4 separate regions of the Homo sapiens genome follow, and regions 2, 3 and 4 are each linked to region 1. The links are chromatin contacts, found by Hi-C or POLR2A ChIA-PET in ENCODE. All regions are on one chromosome and are shown on one strand. The core of a region is the stretch at or near the end of the contact, and the rest is flanking DNA. Distances in the headings are between cores, read along the strand shown.

Region 1 (2,708 bases), core at 84-2,583:
GTTGTGAGGATTAAATAACACCATATATGGCCAGGAGCAGTGGCTTGTGCCTGTAATCCCAGTACTTTGGGAGGCCGAGGCGGGCAGATCACCTGAGCCTCAGGAGTTGAAGAGCTGCCTGGGCAACATAGCGAGACCCCACCTCTACAAAAAATACAAAAAGTAGCTAGATGTGGTGGTGCGCACCTGTCCCAGCTATTCAGGAGGCTGAGGTAGGAGGATCACCTGAGCCCAGGAAGTCGAAGCTGCCGTGAGCTGTGATTGTGCCATTGCATCACTCCAGCCTGGGCGACAGAGAGACTTTGTCTCAAAAGAAAAAAAAAAAGAAAAAAGAAAGGAAACCATATATGGCTCAGAGGAAACTCTCAAGAGGACTTGGGTCTTTTGACTTGTTATTCCTGGATAGCTCCACGTGCAGGTCGCATATTTATCAAAGAGCCAACAAAGCTACACTTAGCATCTCTCCTTTCAAGCCTGTATTTCTAGGCTCTGACAGTGGTGCCACTCAGTTGCCTAAGCCAGAAATCTGGGAGTTAACCTGGGCTTTTCCATTCCCAAAGCCCTGTCTCTTCTACCTTCATAAAAATCTCCTACCATTTCCTGTTCATCTTTCATGTTTCATCTCCCTGCTTTCTTCCCTAAAGCATTAAACATTAAAAATAATTATTTTAAAACCCCACTAGGTAGAATGGGTCACTGTTTTCCATGTGCCCTCAGCATTCCTAATGTATTCCATAACTTCTTAGTTGTATGTCAGTGTGATTATTATTCATTCCAAGGGCAGTGGCCACAATTTTATATTTATTTATTTAGTTTTTTGTTTTGAGACAGGGTCTCACTCTGTTGCCCAGGCTGGAGTGCAATGGCATGATCATAGTTCACTGCAGCCTCGAGTTCCTGGGCTCAAGCAATCCTCTTGCTTCACCCTCCGAGTAGGGGGATCACAGGTGTGATCCTGGCTAAATTAGCACCCGGCTAATTTTTAATTTCTTTTTGTACAGCGGGGGTCTCACTATGCTGCCCAGGTTGGTCTCAAACTCCTGGGCTCGAGTGGTCCTCCCATCTCTCGGCCTCTCAAAGTACTGGGATTACAGGCGTAAGCTACTGCCCCCGGCCAGGGTTGCTTGTTTTGGAGACTTCTCAGCAAGCCAATGCTTGAATATATGGTGGTTTAAATGGAGAGAGGTTGGGGTCAGGGAGAAAAGCTCTAGAGATGATGACAGTGATTTAGAGGTGAAAAGGAGGATTGAATTATGATTATGACTACTTATAAAGAGCTATTCTTTCTGACCATGTGACACTGGACATGTACCTTCCTCACTCTGTTAGGTTTCTCACCTATAAAATGGGCTGTAGGAATGTTAAATGAGGTAATGGATGTAAAAGCATGTAAATGAGAGAATATGTGTAAAAATACATAACTACTCAGCATAGTGCCTGACTCATAATAGGACTCAGGAGGTGACAGTAGCTGTCATTATTCTTACTCATAATTACATCATGACTGTTATTACTACTGACTGAATGTAGCAATTCGAGAATAGAGAAAAAATGAAAATGCTAGAAAGTCACACATTTTCAGGGCTGGGCTGGCGCGAAGACACATTTTGACAGAATGAGAGAAATCTCATAGGAAGGAAGACAAAGTCAGTTTGTCTTTGCAAGGTTCTGGGCCCCAGATGATTCATTCTCAGATGCTCTGGGAAGGACTGCGTAGAATAAGCATGGGCAAACTTCCAGGCCTAGTCACAAGCAACTCTACACACTTTCCCCATCTCTCTGGTTGCGAAGAGGAGTCTCAGGTTAGAAACCCAAAGCGGGAGACTCATCACATGTTCACGTTTTTCCCTGCACAGTGGTCAGTGCTGTGTGTCAGTCAAGGCCATGTCTAGGGTCAGCGCTGCTCCAGGAGCCTCTGGCTTTGTCCTTCAGGTGGGCAGTCCCTTGCTGTGTCTCTTCTTCAGACCCTTCAACCTTACCTCTAGCCCTGGCTTTTAGTTTGGGTAGGAGTTTGTGGCACATACTCTTTTAATGACAGGAGATGGGGCAAGAATGAGGATGAGGGGGAGAAAGAAAGACATCTGGAAGTTTTGTACATGAAGCTCCCCAGGTGGGTGAACGGTGGAGCTGAACATGAGTTCAGACCACGTAGTTCAGCAGCGTGTCCTGCATTTTATAGATGAGAGGAGGCTTTGAGAGGTCAAGTGACTTACTTGTTCACACAGCCTGGCAGCTGAAACCCCTTCTCCCTAAAGGGGAGGAGGAACAGAGGGCTTGGAGTTGACCCAAGAAATGACTTCGCCCTCCTCTTCCTTTCCTCCCTCTTCCTCTTGTTCTTATTCTTCCCTTCCCTCTCCCTCTTCCCCACTGGTTTTTCTAAACCTTTCTTTTGGGGCCGGGCACAGTGGCTCACGCCTGTAATCCCAGCACTTTGGGAGGCCGAGGCGGGCCTGAGGTCGGGAGGTCGAGACCAGCCTGACCAACATGGAGAAACCCCATCTCTACTAAAAATACAAAATTAGCCGGGTGTGGTGGCACATGCCTGTAATCCCAGCCACTCGGGAGGCTGAGGCAGGAGAATCACTTGAACCTGGGAGATGGTGGTTGCAGTGAGCTGAGATCATGCCATTGCACTCCAGCCTGGGCAACAAGAGTAAAAACTCCGTCTCAAAAAAAAAAAAAAAAAAAAAACAAAAAAAAAACAACCC
Region 2 (2,708 bases), core at 89-2,588, 390 kb before region 1:
AAGAAGATCCGACAAGAACAGAGAAAGGAGAATCTCTTTAAAGGCAATTTCACATGACACCAATAACAAAGTTTACAGATGAACTGGTTGAAATGTAAATATGGTCACTGGTTTGTTCATGACCACCATTTACAAGTTGGTAGTAGACCTTGGCTGTCAGGTCACCCCCCACAGAACAACTTTCAGAGGAGATGCAATTCTGCAATAATCATAAACTGAGCCATCAGCCAGGCTGTTCGAGGTCCAGTTCTATCGTTAATTGGTACAGTGATCCTAGATCACTTTGATTTCAGTGGACCTCAAAAGTAAGTGTGGCTCTAGAAAGTTCTAAGACAGAGAACAGAAAGGAGAGAAAGAAACCATTGTTCAGCTTCAAAACAAAAGAGCCAAACAAAACAACACTACACTGTAAAACACATTATAAAACAAAAAGAAGCCTCTTTTTCACAAATCTTTCTCAACTGATATCTAGAACAAACTCAAACAAATATTTAAAAATATTTAACAGATTTAGCTGCAATCAGAACATTCATTTAGTGCTCAGTTTGGCTTGAAATGTCCCAGACTGGCTCCCAGTCACTTCCAGAAAACCCTACCTCAGCCAGAGCACATTTTCACTGATCTTTATCTATGACAATGTTCCACTCTGCTGACATCCTCCTTCATTGACAGTTTTTTCCATTCACTGACCTTTCATTCACTGCTGCACTCTAGTGACTCCAGTTTCGTTTCATTAATTAACAACAGATGAGACACTGCCTGATTTCCCTTGGACCTCTAAAAACTAACTGTGGCCTCACCAGCAACTCAGTTTTGAAACATGCTTAAAATGTCCCTCTTCCTTTCGTAAGTTCTCTTACAAACAAGATCCACTTCAGAAGAAAAGTTCATTTATGCAAACGTTCTGCTCCAAATGGCTAACGGAGACAAAGAATCAAGCGTCCTCTTATCTGCCCTTATCATAACTTTGTTGTCCCAGGGACTCCAAGCTAGATTCCATTACAAGACATAACATCAGTCCGTTATCCGCTATTTACTGTGAAAAGCAGTACCGAAAAACTGATAAGCTTCTTGAAAAAATTTGCGCCTATTTTTTAAAGTTGTCTGAAGACTTGGCTCACTGTCCAATCTTGCCAAGTTTCTCCTATTCCTAATTTTATGCTGTTTATCATCTGGGAATGCAGAAAACAAAGTCATAGTAACCCACATGTGTTTCCCTAACATGGACCTGAACCTAAGAATGACTGTGCCCCCTACTCTGGAAGTATCTGTGCTAAGAGGAAGGAAGACAAATACACAGCTATTTCCAGCCTGCTGAGAAACAGGGATGGGCAGTCCCTGCAGGCAGAGAAGCGTCTTGGCCTCTACAGCTGTGGATGCACAGGCAGCCAGACCGCAATGCTAAAACCCATGTTTCTGTTAGTCTTCCATAAATCCAACCAAAAGAATGCATGTTTACAAATAAAAACATAGATACTACTTCCGACACAGAAAACATCTGGTACAGCTTCTAAGGCATTCCTCATTTAGATAACACCTTCTCCTAATTCAGCCATGAAAACGTCTTCCCTTAAGATCACCTCCTTCACAATTCCAATTATAAATATGATTTTCTGTAAAAGCAAACGTGAACCACCATTCCATTTTGGGGGGGAAAAATCTGCCAAGTAAAATAAAATACATATAACAACTCTACTAAACAATTCCAATTAGTCACTCTTTTCTCTTCCCTCTCACCCATGCAATCAGTTATATATCACAGTATTTTCTTTAAATGAAAGTATATTTACATAATAAACAAAAGTAGCACTTTACTGTGGCTTACTGATATTCTTAAAATGTTTTTAAGGCCAAAGTTCTAAAAATAGATCCCTCTCCTTTTAGCAGTTCCATGACTTTAAAGATGGTTTCCTGCAGGGAGAGACAGAGGGCCTTTCCACTCATGCCTTCATTTAAATAGGGAGCAAGTCACTAGGGATTTATCAACTGGCAGAGCCGCCTTCAAGGAAGGCAGAATCAAAGAGAACTGCCCTCCCACCCTATATTGTGAATGGATTCCATGGTTATACAAAGAAATAATATTGATATAAAGCTCTACTTTATGGAAGACATTTTCCTAAAAAGTCATATGCAAATTTAACTTTTGTATTTTAAATCATCTGCATATAGTTCATATGGTTTCACAGTTTTTGAACTATGCGGTTAAATTCTTGTTGTTGTTGTTTTTTGGAGATGGAGTTTCACTCTTGTTGCCCAGGCTGGAGTGCAATGGTGCGATCTCCGCTCACCGCAACCTCCACCTCCCGGGTTCAAGCAATTCTCCTGCCTCAGCCTCCCGAGTAGCTGGGATCACAGGCATGCGCCATCATGCCCGGCTAATTTTGTATTGTTAGTAAACACGGGGTTTCTCCATGTTGGTCAGGCTGGTCTCGAACTCCCAACCTCAGGTGATCAGCCCGCCTTGGCCTCCCAAAGCGCTGGGATTACAGGCGTGAGCCACCGTGCCCAGCCATTAAATTCTTTTGTAGTTCTCAAGTAGTTTAATTCTTTTGTAAAACAAAACTCCCTTTTTGTAACATAAACACAATCCTTTCATTTGCTTATTTTAGAATATATGTGAAAAACTAGAGTACACCTTCACCTGTAGAGGACAGTTCTCTCTTCTCTCCATACTGGAAAGAAAATCTGTTGCTTTACCATCACACAAA
Region 3 (2,708 bases), core at 116-2,615, 320 kb before region 1:
AGGGTTTCTCCATGTTGGTCAGGCTGGTCTCGAACTCCCGACCTCAGGTGATCTGTCTGCCTTGGCCTCCCAAAGTGCTGGGATTACAGGCATGAGCCACCACGTCTGGTGAGCATTAAAAATTTTGTTATAAATTTCAGCATTAAAAAATGTGTTAATGGTTGATCCTAATTTTCTAGTGGGTAGGAGGTTAGCTTTAGTACCTGATTGAAAGAAAACAGCTTGAAAAACAGGAGAGGCTAGCACTAAATTGTTTTATGACTTTGGGCAGGAGACTCAAGAGAAGGAAAATAGAGAGCCCAACAGGTATTGAGCATCTATTATTGCCAAGCACTGTGTTTGCATATATTATTTCCCTGAGTTTTTACAACATTTCCTGTGGGTCGCCATTGTTACACTTTAAAGATGAGGAAATCAAGGCTCTGAGATGTTAACAGACTCTCCCACAATCGCACAGCTAAAGGGTAACAGCACTGGGATTAGAGTCCAGTACTGCCTAACTCCAAAGCCCATGCATATGCTTTCCACCACCCTCAGCTGCTCTTGCCTTGTTTCCTCATCTACAAAACAAGGGAGTTCAGTCAGATAATCTCTGATGCCCCTCAAGTTCTACCTGCATGGCCTTTGTGGTTGGGAGGAGAAAGGGGAATCAGGGCAGGGTCTCCGGCACTGTGCTGAGTGGTCTTCTTCTGAGTGGGAAAGCAATGAAACCACGTGTCTTACTGGTGCTGTACTGACTCCCTGTCCTGTGAAAGAAGGCTGCTGCTGCTGGCAACACTGCAAATGACGATGGGACTCCCAGGCCCACAGCCCTCAAAAGGAAGTGAGTCTTCTCATTCTCCTTTGCAGGGCCACTTTTTATAAATTTACATTTCCAAAACCAAATCCATCAACATTTACTGTTGAGAATTTTATTGTGCCCAACACTGAGTTAAATGGTATTGCAAGGCTCTATATACAATAGCAAGGAAGTATAAGATGTGGTCTGTATTCTCAGGAACTTACAACTAGCTGGGAGAACACAACACACAAAGCAATTTTTGAAGGACACTGTATAATGCAGGACTGAATTGTGTAGTCCAGATGATATGTACTACAGGAGTGCAGAGAAATGGGCGTTCAGTGGGGGCTACAGCACCCGTGAGAACTGGAGCAGAGACAACGTTATTCACCTTGCATTCTTGACTAGTCTTTCTTGGCCTTTTCTGTAATTGTGAAACCCTGGTATGACTCTTTGACATAGTTCAAACATTCTCTGCTTTGCAGGCTGCAGTGATGTCCTTCATATCACGTCATCTTAGTGCCACTTCATCTTTATTGGCATGTGTGGGAGGAACAAAACCCCAGTGGTATGCAAACACCGTCATGGGGACTTGCTTCAAGCCATGGGAAGTTTCACGCAAAGCCAGTTTCTCAGTAGGGCAAATGTTGTGTAAAAGTACAAGAAGTTTGAGAAACTAGTTAAAGGCAAAGCCTGTCACAGCAAGAATGAGATTTGAATGGGGACACTTTCCTGTCTGTGTCAGGGATGGTCTGATGGTCTACTCCCAGCCCCTCACCTTCGGAGCCCCTGTGCTTAAGTACTTCGCTGACAACATGGCCCAGAGGCGAAAGGACCTTGTCCAATGCAGCAGGAACTTCTTATTCCCAAACCCTCTGCCCACCCTCATAGGCCAGTCTTTTGATAAGAGGCTGTAGACCTGAAAAATTATTCTAGAATGTTGGATCTAATAGATTTAATAGTCACTATATATTTACTGCATGTTCTGAAACAAGGCTGGATTGAGGACTGTTTTCATTTGAGCTGAAGACACAAAATGAATATACAGGAAACAGCAGCTAAGTGTACCTGACAGATTAATGGCATCAAGTGCTAAGCCAAGGGTAATTGGTTCAGAAAAATGAGACACTGATAAGTACAGAAGTAATGAGGGAAAGTGTCACCAAGCCAACGTTTAGGAGAGACCTTAAAAAATGGAAAGAATCTGGATTGGCAGGAAAGAGAAATTATGACATTCTAGAAATGATATAGTACCTACTATTTCATGTGATGAATTATAAATTATAATAGGAAACCATTATCAAAGGCAAGAAAAGTGAAAGATATATTCATGGAAAACCAAAGCAGTCAGCCTGTCTGGAGGAAGGGTGGCATAAGAATGTACATAGCAAAAATTAATGGGAAGTTAAGATCATCTGAATAAGATGAATTCATCAACATACTTAGGCTGGGCACGGTGGCTCATGCCTATAATCCCAGCACTTTGGGAGGCTGAAGTGGGTGGATCGCTTGAGCCCAAAAATTCAAGACTAGCCTGAGAAACACAGTGAGACCCTTTCTCTACAAAAATACAAAACAATTTAGCGGGGTGTGAAGGTGTGCGCCTATAGTCCCAGGGAGTATAGTACTTGGGAGGCTGAGGTGGAAGGACAGCTTGATCCTGGGAGGTCGAGGCTGCAAGTGAGCTATGATCACTGCACACCAGTGTCGGTGACAGAGTGAGACACTGTCTCACACAAACAAACTTACCAAACATATATCAAGTGCTGATTACACTAGGTCTCTTGCTGCATAATTATAATAGTTTACACCTATTAAAGCTTACAATGTGCCTTGCACTGTGTTAAAGTGCTTTACATATATTATCTCATTTAATTGTCACGACAGACCTATGAGGTATATGTTACCTCATAGGTAATGTATCCAT
Region 4 (2,708 bases), core at 131-2,630, 270 kb after region 1:
GTTGGAAGAGGCGCTTTCTTATGTACACAGGTGGAGGAACCCACATTTCCAATCTCCAGCCCCACCTCTGGCCCAGCCCAGCTGCAGACACCCTTCCTTTGGGCTGTGAACTCGACTGCATGGTCAAGCCTAGGGCAGCCTGAAGCCAGTAATGAAAATCCCTGGCATTTCCTCTCATAACCATTTCCAAAGGGCTTTCCCCAAATATGATCTCATTCCATTCTCATGGCACCACGGCATTTTCATCTCCAATTTAGAGATGCCAATCACTAAGCGCCTCTAGAGAGGCCATGCAGTTAATGGTATCTAGGGCTGCTGATTTGAAAACCCGGGCTCTTCCAGCCATCTCACATGGTCTGCATCTGACTGATCTCCTTTGGTGGTGAGAAGGTGGGCTCTGGGGTTTGGGAGATGAGAATGACGAAAAACACCTGTATTAGCCATCCCGCCTGAGTTGCCAAAGGTAGCCACCTCCGTCCGTGGGTCAGGAAGCCATTTCCATTTCTGCTAGAAGGAACTGATGGTGCCTATAGATTGAAAATCTTCCCATGAAAAGAGAAGCAGAGCAGGCAATTGTTATGTGTTTGGTGGTGTTGGTATGTGGGGCATGAAGAGGAAGGAGAAATGTCTAAGACTACATTCACCAATCTTAAGCAAACTTCATTGCTTGAAACACAAGAGGGAAACGGCTGACTTCCTTCGTCTTCACCTTGGATGTGTGAAGGTTCACCCCAGGTGAAGGGCACTGACCAGATGTGTGACCTTGGGCAAGTCACTTCATCCCTTTAGGCTTGAGCTTCCTTTCCTGGAAAACAACGAGACTGAAATAAATGCCTAAGGTCTTACTAACTCGAATAGTCTCTGAGTCCAGGATTCTTAGGAAAATGGAAATCATTAGAGCAGGAAGGGAAGAGTTTCTTCTTGGGGACTTCTGGTTCAAGGCCTGCCTTCCTGAAGGGGCAGTTCAATCATTAATAGGTCTGTGAAAAAGCATCATTTTCTTAGGGATGGAGCATGCCCTTATACTATTTGCAAAACTAGCTAACTAACTAACCAACCAGCTAACTAACCACCTAACTAACCAACTAGCCAATTAACTACCTAACCAACCAGCTAGCTAGCTAACTAACTAACTAACTAACTAACTAACTAACTAACTAACTAACTAACTGAAACTAACACCTGAACAGCAGCCACAGTGTGGGGAAGGAGCAATTGCAAATACCCTTTTCTTCCATTGCAAACAGGGACGGCTCCAGCAGTTGGATGGCAGCCCTGGGTTTCCTGACATAACCTGTAACTGCTTGGTGCTCTTCAGCTTGCAGGGCACAGGCAATTTTGGTTTCATGCGGCCATGCCAAGTGCAGACAGAGGCCCCAGCTGCACTTTCAGTCACGTGACCTGGTGACTCAGGCCCTTTCTGGTTCCTGCTTGTCAGGGTATGGGAAAGGTGAGAAACTACTTTGCAGTGGCTCTTTGGGAGGGTCTAGGGATGAGCAATAGTTTGTTATTATACAGGTTGCCCTGAACCCTTTTTATATGAGCATAATAAAGTTATCTTATAACCCCAGAATTGCCGTTTTCAGTTGATGTCTGCAGAGTTGCTGTGTTCATCTCCTGTCTCCAGGAGTAAGCCAAAGTCATCTGAGGGGAAAAAAACAATCTACATTTCACCACTTCCTTTAATGAAATAGTTTGGTATTTAACCACCTCATCACCAGAAATGTCTTTTATGCTAACCTGAATCCACCCTGCCATGTTTAAGCATAATTCCTCTTACTTTGGTAGACAGAGTGGAAAATTTGTTCCACAATGGCAGGAATGTCTACATAACCTTAAGAGAAGATGCTAATTCCAACTTTATTTTCTCTTCTCTGCCTATCTGTAGCCTCTGTTCTTTCAAACTAGGTTTCAAATTTACCTCTTTTAGGAATCTTTCACTGTTGAACCCCTCCTTTCTACAGAAGAGACCAGAACACACAGGCTCAGAGTTTATTTTCTAATGCGTTTGTTCTTATTGATGTGCTATTTTGAAAACGCTTTTGAGTCTATTTCAGGGCACAGTGCTCTGTATTTGCAGGTGGGATGGATTCTCTTTAATGCAACTGTGGTGTTGTGAAAAGCGCTGTGGCCTCGGAGTCAGGAATCCTGGATATGTCACTTACCAGCCGTTACTTGAGGCAGGTTCCTCAATCTCGGAGAGGTTCAGATTATTCCTCTGGAAATCAGAAAATGAGGCTCTAACTCCTGGAGTCACTGTGAAGATAAATGAAGGAATGTATATGAAAGTGCTGAGGATAATGGCTTGCATTTAACAGGTTGGCCCATTGACACTCACTCACATACTCTGAGGGACCAAAACTTCTATTTCTATTGTTTTTCTCCATAAGGCCTCACTACACTGCTCTGTCCACAGCATAAGCTTAATGAGTGCCACAAACTGACTATCTATTTGGTACCTAAGAACAAGCAAGCTGGAAAGGGCTTAGGGCCACTTTACGGTCTGGGTGAAGTCTTGAGAAGTCCAGGATGCGGGTCCCCCTTCCAAGTAGGTCACAGGAGATGGCTCAGTGTGTGTCTCTGAGCCAGGGAACCGGATAAGAGGCAGGATCCATGAAATAGGAATCTAGGGGTAACAGAGGATTTGGTCCTAAAAGAGATGTCTGGTGCAGGCATGTGCCAGAGAAAAAGGGGCCAGCAATGTTTCT

The links. A loop is a pair of places that touch in the nucleus more often than their neighbours do. ChIA-PET counts read pairs that join two places held with the same protein, here RNA polymerase II (POLR2A). Pooled maps may share reads with other maps.
Region 2: a pooled map shows a loop between it and region 1 (4-fold over the local background). The contact joins two enhancer-like sites. A Hi-C loop is called at or near these places in 3 of 50 pooled maps.
Region 3: a pooled map shows a loop between it and region 1 (8-fold over the local background). The contact joins two enhancer-like sites. A Hi-C loop is called at or near these places in 4 of 50 pooled maps. POLR2A ChIA-PET finds 5 or more read pairs at or near these places in 3 of 52 experiments (H1, OCI-LY7 and activated T-cell).
Region 4: a pooled map shows a loop between it and region 1 (4-fold over the local background). The contact joins two enhancer-like sites. A Hi-C loop is called at or near these places in 6 of 50 pooled maps. POLR2A ChIA-PET finds 5 or more read pairs at or near these places in 3 of 52 experiments (MCF 10A, PC-3 and Panc1).

Annotation. Positions count from the first base shown.
Region 1 is chr12:12,898,223-12,900,930 of GRCh38, forward strand. All of the region lies in intron 1 of GPRC5A (G protein-coupled receptor class C group 5 member A), which reads left to right. Among named protein-coding and RNA genes, the nearest start is that of GPRC5A, 8.0 kb to the left of the region's middle. Within about 2 kb of position 1,334, at least 12 of the 41 ENCODE cell types and tissues checked have a DNase peak (open chromatin) inside an H3K27ac peak, as active enhancers do; they include PC-3, where a contact is called at or near this core.
Region 2 is chr12:12,505,398-12,508,105 of GRCh38, forward strand. The region is part of intron 3 of DUSP16 (dual specificity phosphatase 16); the gene reads right to left. Among named protein-coding and RNA genes, the nearest start is that of DUSP16, 56 kb to the right of the region's middle. Within about 2 kb of position 1,339, at least 13 of the 41 ENCODE cell types and tissues checked have a DNase peak (open chromatin) inside an H3K27ac peak, as active enhancers do.
Region 3 is chr12:12,581,787-12,584,494 of GRCh38, forward strand. The region is part of intron 1 of LOC107984486 (a long non-coding RNA gene); the gene reads right to left. Among named protein-coding and RNA genes, the nearest start is that of DUSP16, 20 kb to the left of the region's middle. RefSeq lists an enhancer at 1,657-1,716. Within about 2 kb of position 1,366, at least 8 of the 41 ENCODE cell types and tissues checked have a DNase peak (open chromatin) inside an H3K27ac peak, as active enhancers do.
Region 4 is chr12:13,164,296-13,167,003 of GRCh38, forward strand. No RefSeq gene overlaps it. Among named protein-coding and RNA genes, the nearest start is that of EMP1, 31 kb to the right of the region's middle. RefSeq lists enhancers at 951-2,150, 1,280-1,574. Within about 2 kb of position 1,381, at least 15 of the 41 ENCODE cell types and tissues checked have a DNase peak (open chromatin) inside an H3K27ac peak, as active enhancers do; they include PC-3, where a contact is called at or near this core.